2 separate regions of the Homo sapiens genome follow, and region 1 is linked to region 2. Evidence: chromatin loops called from intact Hi-C (ENCODE). Cell type or tissue: B cell. All regions are shown on one strand. Each heading gives the region's core, and the rest is flanking DNA. Links, peaks and the distances in the headings are about the cores only.

Region 1 (2,800 bases), core at 250-2,749, 500 kb before region 2:
CGCCTGAGCAAGCAGGTCAAGGTAGAGCGGCTCTCACGTTCAGCCCCGCCCTCTGGTTACGTCATTTGATTGCAATTCCAAGTTCCCACAGATTAGACAGCTAAAAGCATCTGTGTAAAGGCCACAGGCAACTGGAGCCTGATTCCTTCAGTCCTTCCAACTGTGCACCTCCAGGCTGCCTTTGATTTAGCAATCATTGTATTCCATATTTTAAAAGTCAACTTTCTAACTTTTTTGAAATTACATTTATGTAAAGTTATTTAAATATGTCGATGTAGAGAATACTCCCAAATTAGACTGTAAATTGAGGTGAATCCTTATTATATAATCCATCACTATAAATCTATAAACACCTGCATTAAAGTTAAGTTACCTTATTATCAAAATCTTTCATTTAAACTGTTATTAGAAAATTTACTAAAACAATTATCCAATGCACAGTGTGGTGAATGTAGTTAATAAGAGCATATTGTACATTCAAAATTGCTATGAGTAAATCTTAAATGTTCTCACCACAAAAAATGACAAGTATTTGAGGTGATAACATGTTAATCAGCTTGAATTATTCCACAATATATTCATAAATTATAACATCAATAAAGCTATAAATTTTCAATGGTAGAAATTTTTAAGTAAATTTTTATAAAGCTGAGAAGGAAAAATCACATAGAATTTTTAAAACTGCATAATGATATATAAAAATATTGTTACCTGCCGGGCACGGTGGCTCAGGCCTGTAATCCCAGCACTTTGGGAGGCCAAGGCAGGTGGATCATGAGGTCAGGGGTTCTAGACCAGCCTGACCAACATGGTGAAACCCTGTCTCTACTAAAAATACAAAAATTGGCTGGGCGTGGTGGCAGGTGCCTGTAATCCCAGCTACTCAGGAGGCTGAGGCAGGAGAATTGCTTGAACCTGGGAGGCGGAGGTTGCAGTGAGCCGAGATCGCGCCACTGCACTCCAGCCTGGGTGACAGACCGAGACTCCGTCTCAAAAAAAAAAAAAATTGTTACCTGTATCTATCATTAAAAATATATAAATATTCCTGGGCAATTTAATAAAATGCTCTAGAGAAAAATGAATGAATGGATGAAGTAATGATCCATGCTTGGACAATCAAGGCTTAAGTGAATTGTTTCCCTACCAGAAAAGTTAAACCTGAGTGTACCTACGTTCTTAAATGTAAGACATTTCATCATTAAGTTGGAAAGCTTTTAAGCTTCTACTAAATATGTGAAATACATATTAGTAGAGTATTTGTAGGATTATGGAAATAGTCTCTGTAATTGTCATGAACTAGCCATGCGTGGTTTAGAAGAGCTTTTGGAATTGCATCCGGGTGGCCACTGAATTCCACAACTGAAGTGTCTGTCTTTTCTGGGCCCCGTCCCCTATTGTTTAAAAGTAGGAGGTCAGACCACATGATCAGGAAGGGTCACTTTCATTCCTGTGACTGCTTCACTCTTAGCAGCCACATGAGCCTGATGTCAGTCAGTCTGTGGGAGTCCTGTCATCTGGCTGAGGTCTGAGGTCTGTATCTTAAATGTAGGAACTTGTGAGACTGCGCTTGCAGAGAGGTACCAGTAGGTGTCACTCACTTCCTCTTTGGTAGCTAAGACTGGTTCACTCTCCAATGTGATCCATTAAGATTACTTGGGGCTGGGCACGGTGGCTCAGGCCTGTAATCCCAGCACTTTGGGAGACTGAGGTGGGCGGATCACGAGGTCAGGAGATCAAGACCATCCTAGTTAACACGGTGAAACCCCATCTCTACTAGAAAAAAAAAAAAAAATTAGCCGGGCGAGGTAGCACACACCTGTAGTCCCAGCTACTCGGGAGGCTGAGGCAGGAGGGTCGCTTGAACCTGGGAGGTGGAGGTTGCAGTGAGCCGAGATTGCACCACTGAACTCCAGCCTGGGTGACAGAGTGAGACTCCGTCTCAACAAAAAAAAAAAAAAAAAAATTACTCTGGGTTTTTGTGTTTTGTTTTTTGGGTTTTTTTTGAGACAGAGTTTTGCTCTTGTCACCCAGGCTGGAGTGCAATGGCACCATCTTGGCTCACTGCAACCTGCCTCCCAGGTTCAAGCGATTCTCATGCCTCAGCCTCCCAGGTAGCTGGGATTACAGGCATCTGCCACCACACCTGGCTAATTTTTTTTTGTATTTTTAGTAGAGACAGGGTTTCACCATGTTGGCCAGGCTGGTCCTGAAGTCCTGACCTCAGGTGATCCACCCGCACTAGCCTCCCAAAGTGCTGAGATTACAGGCGTGAGCCACCGTGCCCAGCCTACTCTGGTTTTCAAAGAAAATAACTCATGATCATCAAGTTATATGTGTTATAGTCAGTCTTAAAAGCCTAAGTAAATGCAAATCTGACTTGGAACATTTACTGAAACATTACAAAGAAAAGCATGGCCTTCAGGATTTGGATAGTCCTGAGTCCCCCATAAACCTGGCATGTGACCCTGAACGTGCCAGTCAGCCTTCAGTTAAATGTAGCTGCTGTTTGCTAATTGAGAAAAGATCACTCTACTTACCTCATAGGCCTGTTAGGAGGATTAGGTCTTCTAGGTAAAGTGCTCAGCACATATCAGTTTGATTCTCCTGCTTACTCTCTGTAGAAACAGGGGCTGGAGCCCTTAAATACTCAGGGTAACTGAAAAAATATCAAGGAGAGTTTATTCACCTCTGCTGTCCCTGAAAGTCCTTATATCTCCCTCAGATACAAAGCAAAAGCACAGACCTGTGATTCTTATTCAAGCTGAGCTCACAAGGGAGAATAAAGGCAGAATACTGCCTC
Region 2 (2,800 bases), core at 86-2,585:
CTTAGAATGCAGTGGGGTATAGTTGGACTAGATCACTTTGGACCTTGAAGACCATTGTAAGGGCTTTGTCTTTTTCTCTGAGTTGGGATGCATTTAAGGGGTTTGAGCCGAAGAGTGACATAATCTGACTTGTGTATTAAAACGATCACTCTGGCTGCTGCTTTAAAAATAGTTTGTAGGGAAGCTAGTACCAAGCAAGGAAACCAGATAAGATGGTGGCTTTTGCAGTAATGCAGGTGGGAGAGGATAGCAGCTGGGACCAAAGCAGTAGAGAAGGAAGGAGGTGGTGAGATGTGGCTGGGGTCTGGATGATTTGCTGATATGCTGTAAATGTTCTGCTTGTTTGTTTACTGTTTAGTTTGAATATCTCTCCCCTAGAGATGGGCCTGGGCATCCTGGGGATGGGAAAGAAGAATCTGGAGTTTCAAGAAGCTGGCTAGGCCTGACACCTGATGGACCCAAGTTCTTCTGCTAGTGACTTAGGAAAGATCATTATGACTCTTTCCTACCATCACCTTTTTAGCCATTAATAGCCATTAAAAACTGGCATTCATTATTTTCTTAACCAACTTCTATTGAGTCTGGTTGGTTTGAGGCCTTGGGCTAGATGCTGGGGCTAGAAGGTAATACATGTTGTTCTCTTTTTATTCATGGTGAGTTTTTCAGCTACTGCTTTCTAGTAGTTTCTAGCTACTTGAGAAGCCAGAGAATTTGTTTCATTGATGTTTGTATCTTCTGTGGCTAGCCTGGAGCCTGGCATGTTGTGAGTTCTCCGCATACATGTGGACTTCAGCCACAGGAAAGCTTGACTGGTATGAAGTAGCTAGCCATGGAGCTGAGCGGACCCTGGAAGTCAGGATCCAGGGCAGGGGCTGAGTGAAGAGGTGTGGCCTGCTGAAGACTTGAACTGCAAGATTTGGTTTGAGGCTCATTCTCAAATCTGTAAAAGACTGCTGCCCTTGCTGGTGCTCAGTGTTCATCTCCTCCCCTCCACCAGCAGTGGGTCTTTACATGGAATGACATATAAGTTTAGGCTTGAGCAGCTCTACCAGAGGAAGAGGCATTTGAGGAAGTGGGTCTGGGAAACTGAAACTACTTGGGGTGGGTTGAGTAACCGTTAAATATAGTTCAAACCTCAGACGTAAACTTGCTTGGCCTGGCATTCCCCTGGGTGTGTTTATCTCCACTGAGACATTAAGATTCCTTCCCTAACCCTGTATTCTAGATTTAGCTATTGCTTTTTCAGTGATCCTGGCTCCTCTCAGTTAGAGTCAAGCCTCTGGAGGAAATTGACCAGCTCTAGGCTGCCACCGTGAATTTTTGTGCAGAAACCCTGGAGAAACCTCCAGAGAGCCATATAGAAACTGAAAGTGGAAAGGAGGCAGCCAGGTGGACCTATGATTTGCATAAACTTTTTCTTTTTTCTCTTTGCTTCCTCCAGGCAGCTTGCCTGTCTTTTTCCCTCTCCAGAGGCCACCTCACCCCGCAGTACCCTCAGTTACTTCCTAGCCAGTTTTATTCCCAGGATTTTCTCTTCCTCTGCCAATTAGCTGCTAAGCCAAGTTGTTGCTTAACATTTCCGCTAACGAAAGTTACCTTGCTGAGAAAAGGTGAAATGATTGTCATTTTTGGGGGAATAAACATTGTGATTTAGAAACTCAGGTGCATGTAAATCTTTAGTGTTCATAACTTTAACCCCTGCTGCTGGTGGAGATTGCTGACCCTTGCTAGTTAAAGAGAAGATAACTATAAATAGAGCCACCAAAAGTGAGAGGTATGGCAAAGTAGCCTTTAGTCATTCGGGGTGTTTGTAGATTCTCATTATTTTTTTAAACACCTTTATTGAGGTTGTACACCACAAAATTCACCCATCTTAAGTGTACGATTCGATGACTTTAAGTAAATTTACAGAGTTGTGAGGCCATTGTTGGAATTCAGTGGTAGAACAGTTTCATCACCCCGAAAAGATCCCCATGCCCATCCATTCCTCTCACTCTTTGTTTCCTTCTTCAGTCTCAGACTACCACCAATATGCTTTCTAATCTATAGATTTGCCTTTTTTGGACATTTGCCATAAATAGAATCTCATGTACTTTTCTGACAGTGTGGGGAAGAAAAAAAGCCTTTTTCTCATGAACACATAGCAATGGAGGGGTCTGGTCTCATTGCCATCAACATCTAGAATGTAACAGGAGACAGATGTGGCGGTGAATCTTGGGAGAATCATTTAATATTGAAGTCTGTTTTCTGTAAACTAATAATCAGATGAGAGCTGTGTGCGTATATGAGAACATTCTGCAAGCCACACAGTGCTATGTACATGTTATTATGTATCCTGAAACATTTTTGGATGAGCTTATATCTTTTAAGGAATGGAGAGGAAGAAAAAGAAGTTTTGAGAATTGCATTCACTATTAGGTAGGTGGACTGATGATGCTGGCCCAAGATGGGAAGAGTTCTTGACCTTACTCAGCAGCCTGCTCTTAAGGTATCTTCTGGAGGGATGCTTTGTGAATTCCCTTCACAGGGGAATCATTGTATTTTATTTTATTAAAAAAAATTTTTTTTGAGACAGGGTCTTGCTCTGTCACCTGACCTGGAGCGCAGTGGCGAGATCTTGGCTAACTACAGCCTTGACCTCTCAGGCTCAAGCGATTCTCCTGCCTCATCCTCCCAAGTAGCTGGAACTATGGGAGTGCACCACCACACCCAGCTAAATGTTTTGGGGGATACTTTTTGGTAGAGATGGAGTTTCATCATGTTACCTAGGCTGGTCTCAAACTCTTGGGCTCAAGCAATC

What was found. Hi-C counts contacts between places; a loop is a spot of excess contacts. Peaks named below come from ENCODE experiments on the same cell type or tissue, not always from the same donor. Only the 100,000 strongest peaks of a DNase experiment are listed, where the experiment ranks them.
Region 1: a loop joins it to region 2, with 7 times the contacts of the local background. A loop is called at or near these places in 2 of 110 quality-filtered maps.

What each region holds. Positions count from the first base shown.
Region 1 is chr15:52,226,354-52,229,153 of GRCh38, reverse strand. MYO5C (myosin VC) reads left to right here. Exons shown (of 41, transcript NM_018728.4): 25 at 1-21. LOC105370820 (a long non-coding RNA gene) reads right to left here. Exons shown (of 4, transcript XR_007064638.1): 3 at 2,538-2,656. Among named protein-coding and RNA genes, the nearest start is that of GNB5, 36 kb to the right of the region's middle. RefSeq lists a silencer at 1-132. In B cell, for the core only: CTCF peaks have their summits at 1,360 and 1,567 (motif pointing right); a DNase peak (open chromatin) is centred at 1,563; H3K27ac peaks cover 1,877 bases.
Region 2 is chr15:51,730,284-51,733,083 of GRCh38, reverse strand. All of the region lies in intron 1 of LYSMD2 (LysM domain containing 2), which reads left to right. Among named protein-coding and RNA genes, the nearest start is that of LYSMD2, 6.0 kb to the left of the region's middle. In B cell, for the core only: no CTCF peak of the experiment used is centred there; a DNase peak (open chromatin) is centred at 1,203; H3K4me3 peaks cover 2,410 bases; H3K27ac peaks cover 2,500 bases.